Regions from separate parts of the Homo sapiens genome. Here region 1 is linked to region 2. The links are chromatin loops, found by intact Hi-C in ENCODE. Cell type or tissue: CD14-positive monocyte. All regions are shown on one strand. Links, peaks and the distances in the headings refer to the core of each region. The heading gives the core; the rest is flanking DNA. Region 1 overlaps CDC14A (cell division cycle 14A). Region 2 has its middle 5.6 kb from the start of GPR88.

Region 1 (2,918 bases), core at 1-2,500, 80 kb before region 2:
TGTAGGAGCTTGCTGTGACCTCTTCTCTCACACAACACACTTTCCTCCCAAGCTTTGTTGAGATTTATACACTTCATTGTTGAGAGTTTTGTATTTCTGGGTTGTGGAAGATGAAATGCATGCCTTTTGCTTACTGCTCCTTTGTTCCTTTAGGTTATCCTCTTCACGCCCCTGAAGCCTACTTTCCTTATTTCAAAAAGCATAATGTGACTGCAGTTGTGAGGCTAAACAAAAAGATTTATGAGGCAAAGCGCTTCACAGACGCTGGCTTCGAGCACTATGACCTCTTCTTCATAGATGGCAGCACACCCAGTGACAACATCGTGCGAAGGTTCCTGAACATCTGTGAGAACACCGAAGGGGCCATCGCCGTTCACTGCAAAGGTGTGTGCAAGGCCTCGGTGGTGGTGGCTGTGCTTATCGAAGGGGCGGGCCAAGGAAGAGCAAATAACATAAAACAAAACCTGTTTAGTGTCTTAGAAAAACAATGAGGTTTTAAATTTCAGACAACTGGGACACAAACTCATTTTAATAACCCCTTCTTAAAGAAACGATTGCTTGGGTGTGGACAATTGGTGGTGGTGTGGCTTTCTTGATATGCCAGTTTTTCAGACCTTACCTTTCCAGGCCCACGTGCCACAATGAGGGGAAACACAGTAGCAGTGTCTTTAGGCTGCAGGAACACCTTTAAACAGGTAAAATTCTCAAGAGACAAGGGTTGTTAGTTTTCCTCTCTCCTTTGTTTTTTTTCAGAATTGCCCATCTCTTCTCCATCCTCTTGCACTGTCGTGGTTCTGTTTTATGACCCAGTTATCTGGACCCCCATTCCAGTCTCTGCTTTTCCCTCCCCTCCTAGTCTTTGGCTTCATGGAGCAGAGCGTCTTCCATGCCTGTTGCTAGGGGCAATCCGCTAGCTTACAATGCTGCTGATGTGATGCTGCCTCATGGAATAAACTTAAAGAGTTTGTTTTGCAAAAATCTCTGATCTCTGGGGGTGGATACTTTGGGGCAGGAATTGTTCAGACTATAGAAGGTTTAGGATTGCCAGATTTAGCAAATAAAAATACAGGCTGCCTAATTAAATTTGAAAGTTAGATAAACAATGAATACTTTTAAAACAAAAAGTATAAATATGTCCCAAATATTGCAGGGAACATGCATTCTGTATTTTATCTGGCAACCCCATGTCAGCTACTCAGAAAATATGACATGCCATTTGCTCTAAGCTTGTTTGACTTCGAGGAGGCTTAAAATCCACTCCATTCCAGATCTTTCGGTATGGATAATACTGGAAATATTCCAGATATTTTACTGGGTCTTTGATTTCAGCGAGGAGAAATCACTAGGGCCGCCCTGGGCTGGAGCCTCGAGTTCCTCATGTGCAGCTCCTCCTAGTGTCGCTGGGTGGTGCTGTGCTTATGGTTTTGGGTCTAGACCCGGTTTCCCTCTCATTTTATGCTAATCATCTAGTAGGTGTTGGGGAGGGTGCTGTTCTTTTCATGTGCCTAGTGCTGCTGTAACTGACTTATTCAGACGAGTATGGCTTTGGTTCTGACAGAAATTAAAATGCCGTTTTGTAGGCCCTTGTTTCTATGTTTAAGATTTGAGTAGGTGGAGGTACTTTGTGAACATGTGAGCAAAAATGGGAAGCTGCGGTTTCCCAGAGACCCAGAGAGATGGAAATGAGCAGCACGTGGCCTGGGTTTGGAGCAGGGCTCCCCATGCCAGGCTCCCTCCTCCTGGGTGGGCAGAGCTCTCCCTCCCCACCCTCCCCATTAGCTAGCAGGATGGGCCCTGGCTTTGTGGGATATCTTGTCTCTGGCGTGGAGTCTGTTAGGAAGGTGTCACTTGCTGGCTCATTTGTGGGTGCTGCTTTCAGGCCACAGTGGGGTGCCAGTGTGTTGGCTTGTCCCCATGTGATTCATTTGCACCCTGTTTGCTTTTCCATTGCATTTTGTTCAGTATTGCCCAGGTCCAAGAAAAAGCCCACATGTCACGTATTTTAAACAGCAATAGAACTTGAGAGCTAATGGGAACGTTTATATCAACGTTTAGCAGGAGATAATCCTATCTTCTCTTTCAAACTTTAGTTTTGTGCCATAAAAATTGTATTTTTTCCTGAGATTAATTTGGCCTTATTTCTTAGTTCAAGTAGTTTTATTATTACTACGTCGTAGAGTTTATCTGTGGATTAGCCATCCGTATCTTGGATTGACACATTCAAAGGAGAAGAACTGCAAAGCTTTCATTAAAACTCAGTGTGTTTCTTGATAGTATTTCTCACCTGAGAGACCTTGTGCAAAGAAAACTCTCTGGTGTTAAACATTCTTATTACAGATATTTTCTCTATATCCTTGACCTGTGAATGTTTACCTTTTAAAAAATATATGTATTTATTTTATATTGCAAATTTCTTTTCTTTTCTTTTCTTTTTTTTTTTTTTTGAGACAAAGAGTCTCGCTCTGTCACCCAGGCTGGAGTGCAATGGTGCGATCTCAGCTCACTGCAGCCTCTGCCTCCCAGGTTCAATCAATTCTCCTGCCTCAGCCTCCCAAGTATCTGGAATTACAGGTGCCCACCACCACTCCTGGCTAATTTTTTATATTTTTAGTAGAGATGGGGTTCTGCTGGCCAGAACTGGTCTTGAACTCCTAACCTCAGGAGAATGTTGGCCAGGCTGGTCTTGAACTCCTGACCTCAGGTCATCCACCTGCCTCAGCCTCCCAAAGTGCGGGGATTACAGGTGTGAGCCACCGTACCCAGTCTGTATTGTAGATGTTTTTATTTTAAATCAGAACCTTTAACATTGAAGTCAGTTCTTGTATAGGATAGTCACATTTACATGTGGTAATATCTTTTTGAGATTGTTATTTCATTTTCTTCCACTTGCACACACACGTAGGATTCTTTTATAAGGA
Region 2 (2,919 bases), core at 168-2,667:
TTCTGTAAGTGTTGGGGAATAAGTTACAACAACAGAGAGCTGAGAATTTTCCTTTTGGGGTGGGGCTGGAGGGGGGATGCTTTTCTAAGTCTCTGTCAAAAAGGTCTTCTTTTAATTAGAACTTTATCTCTGTTTCTCACTGTAAATGGCTGTGAATGACTTCCCCCGCTATTCCTATAAACATCTGCCACGCATATGAAGTCAGCTTTCCAAGTGGTATCTTGATATCTTGCAATGTTTCTGGCTAGCACTGAGAATCATCTTATACTGGCTCCATGCCAATGGGAGACCTACTTTAGCTTAATTTACTGGTAATTAACTCCACAGGACTGATTCACTTTTAATTTCAAGGTAGTAATGATGTGTCTGAAAATGGCTTACCAGGGCACTAGCTGTGAGTGTTGGAGTTGTTGGATTTACAAATTAACAGAGATCATGTTTTTATTTAAATGAAACCACGTATTATCCACTCAGGAATAAAAAAAATCCTAATTGCTGTTGTGGGCTTCCCTATTTTGCCTTTTCTACTTTTTTCTCCCTTTAGATATATGCCTGTTAAGACATATAGCACCTGCCTCTCTTCCCCTTGCATTTTAAATAGCTAAATTCTAGGATGTAATAGAATTACATATTACCCCTAGCACTTCCCTTCTTCCAAATTGTAGTATGTGAATAAACAAGAATTGTTTTTCACAAAAGCATCCACAGGTGATCTTTGTTTTAAACAAGACAGGGAGGGTTCCAAGATCAGACAAGTTTTCCTGTGTCTCAGAATTAGGGAGAAAATTTCTACAATGGGGGTATTGTTTTTTTTTCAGGAGGACCCAGTTGGAGGATAGAGTGGGGCTGAGGAAGGGGGAAGGGGCTTATTTTAATCCTCACATAGAGAAAGTCCTTGAAAAGACCTGCTTACCAATGGAATGTCAGCTTGCTTTAAACTAATGGGCAGTGCAAGCTTGTTTTTCTGATAATAACCACATTGGTCAACTTCACTGTCTCATGTGTGACCTTTCTTCTGTCTCCCAGCATTCAGACAATGCTCATCTGGCTCTTTAGTAGTCCTAGGAGCTGACTTGACAAAAGACATCAGTAGCATAAGTTAAATTCAAGAACACTGAGAAAAATTGTAGATATCCCTTACTTTTGAGGCCTGTCCTTAAAGTTTGTGGGTTGCTGGGCAAGAGTGGAGCTCCAGATGGAGCTCTCAGTCTTCAGGAACAAGGTGGGAGGACCCTTTCTTCCCCCCTCCATTTTAACATCTCAAGGGTCCTCATACATAGGTGTATGACTCAGCCCACAATTCCCAGTTCTGCCTACAACCATTCCCTCACTAGCCACCTTGCCACTACTGGGACCTAATGGTGGAACACAAGCAGGGGCCAGAGCATCCCCTGGGAGTGGCCTCGAGCCATTTGGGCATGGAATTCCTGGGTTCCAAGTACCAGCTCCTGTTGCGGGAGGCACAGGCTCTGAGTGGGCACATTTCATTGGGACTTCTTTCCCTTTGGGAAGGGTAGCCAGAAAAGGGCAGAAGCAGAGCTTTTAAGGCCTGAGACCCAGGCTGGGTTCCCACATTCTCTAAGGGCAATACTGCTTCCAATACAGCTTGCACATACGCCCTCTAGAGGCATCCTTTCCTAGCCCCTCCCATCTTCAGGGACTTTTTAAACAGGTGCCACACACAGAGTGCCCAGATACTTAATCATATCCTGCCTGGTGCAATAGGTGAGGAGGATGGTGAGGAGGGAGTAGGATGGATTTATATAAAACAAGAGGTTGGATATTGATGATTGTGGAAGGGGAGTGATGGGTACATGGGGAGGCATTCATTGCACAGTTTTCTCTACTTTTGTGCTGTATCTTTGAAATTTTTCATAATGACAAGTTAAAAAAAGTGAAACTAAACTAAAAAAATAAAGAAAAAAGGAGAAAAGTAAAGAAAGAAAAGTAACATTCCTACGGTCACAGAATGATTAAATGGATGGGCTGGGATTCAAGTCTTTGACTGCAGAGCATGAGGTTGTAAATACTGGGCTGTAGGATAAAATAAGAATTTTAAAGTCAAGAGTAAAATTCTCTCCATGATGTGGCCATTCCCTAACTTCCCAAACCTATCTCTCCCATACTTGCATCCTTGGCTGTTGCCTGGTTGATGTATACACTACCTTTGAAACATGGCCCATGTTCTGTGTCTGAGACTTGGTGTATCCAAAGACATTTCTGGGATGTCCTAACTTTTCATCACTTATCTAGCCTCCATCCTGCCTTCCAAGAAGACTCATTTAGTTTCTGTCTCCTCCTTAGAGCTCCCACCACAGCCATAAGCTCTGTCTCCAAAGAACCGCCTGTACCACTTTGTTCTGACCACATATCCCCTTCTCCTATTGTCTCTTTCTCAATGTGCATGTCTTGTCTTCAAAAACAGATAGGAAAAGGTTTTTGGTTTTGTTTTGTTTTTATTTTTCAATTCCTTTGACTTTTAAGGGCAAATACTGTCTTCTATCTTTTTGTAACCAGTTCTCTGAAATATACCGTATATTTAATACATGTTTATAGTTGAAGACAGTAATTTTAAAAGAAAAAAGGTTTGGTCCTTTCCCTTGAATGTTTATTGTTCTCTTAATGAACTAGACCCAAGAATAAATCCTAGGTCCCACCTTATATCTTACCAAAAGATATTCCAGAGTAATACCTTGTGGGATTATCAGCATTGTAAGTCACATGCTGTTGGTGCTGTCAGCGAGGGTGATTTATACACCTGTCATATCCAAGCGCTGTTCGCACTGACTAATGCAACAATAGAAAGTCTTGGTCCTAATGACTACTTTAAATTCAAAGCCAAATTACTTAAGATGTGCAATTATTTCTCAGGGCCTTGCATAGAAAAACTGTGTATTTTTTTGTTTGTAAAAGCCTTAA

The links. Peaks named below come from ENCODE experiments on the same cell type or tissue, not always from the same donor. Only the 100,000 strongest peaks of a DNase experiment are listed, where the experiment ranks them.
Region 1: it touches region 2 in a loop (4-fold over the local background); 13 of 110 quality-filtered maps call a loop at or near these places.

Annotation. Positions count from the first base shown.
Region 1 is chr1:100,462,498-100,465,415 of GRCh38, forward strand. CDC14A (cell division cycle 14A) reads left to right here. Exons shown (of 16, transcript NM_003672.4): 9 at 154-384. Among named protein-coding and RNA genes, the nearest start is that of GPR88, 74 kb to the right of the region's middle. RefSeq lists enhancers at 1-272, 1,551-1,640. In CD14-positive monocyte, for the core only: CTCF peaks have their summits at 1,402 and 1,603; DNase peaks (open chromatin) are centred at 1,424 and 1,654; H3K4me3 peaks cover 734 bases; H3K27ac peaks cover 711 bases.
Region 2 is chr1:100,542,230-100,545,148 of GRCh38, forward strand. No RefSeq gene overlaps it. Among named protein-coding and RNA genes, the nearest start is that of GPR88, 5.6 kb to the left of the region's middle. In CD14-positive monocyte, for the core only: CTCF peaks have their summits at 1,644 and 1,857; a DNase peak (open chromatin) is centred at 1,632.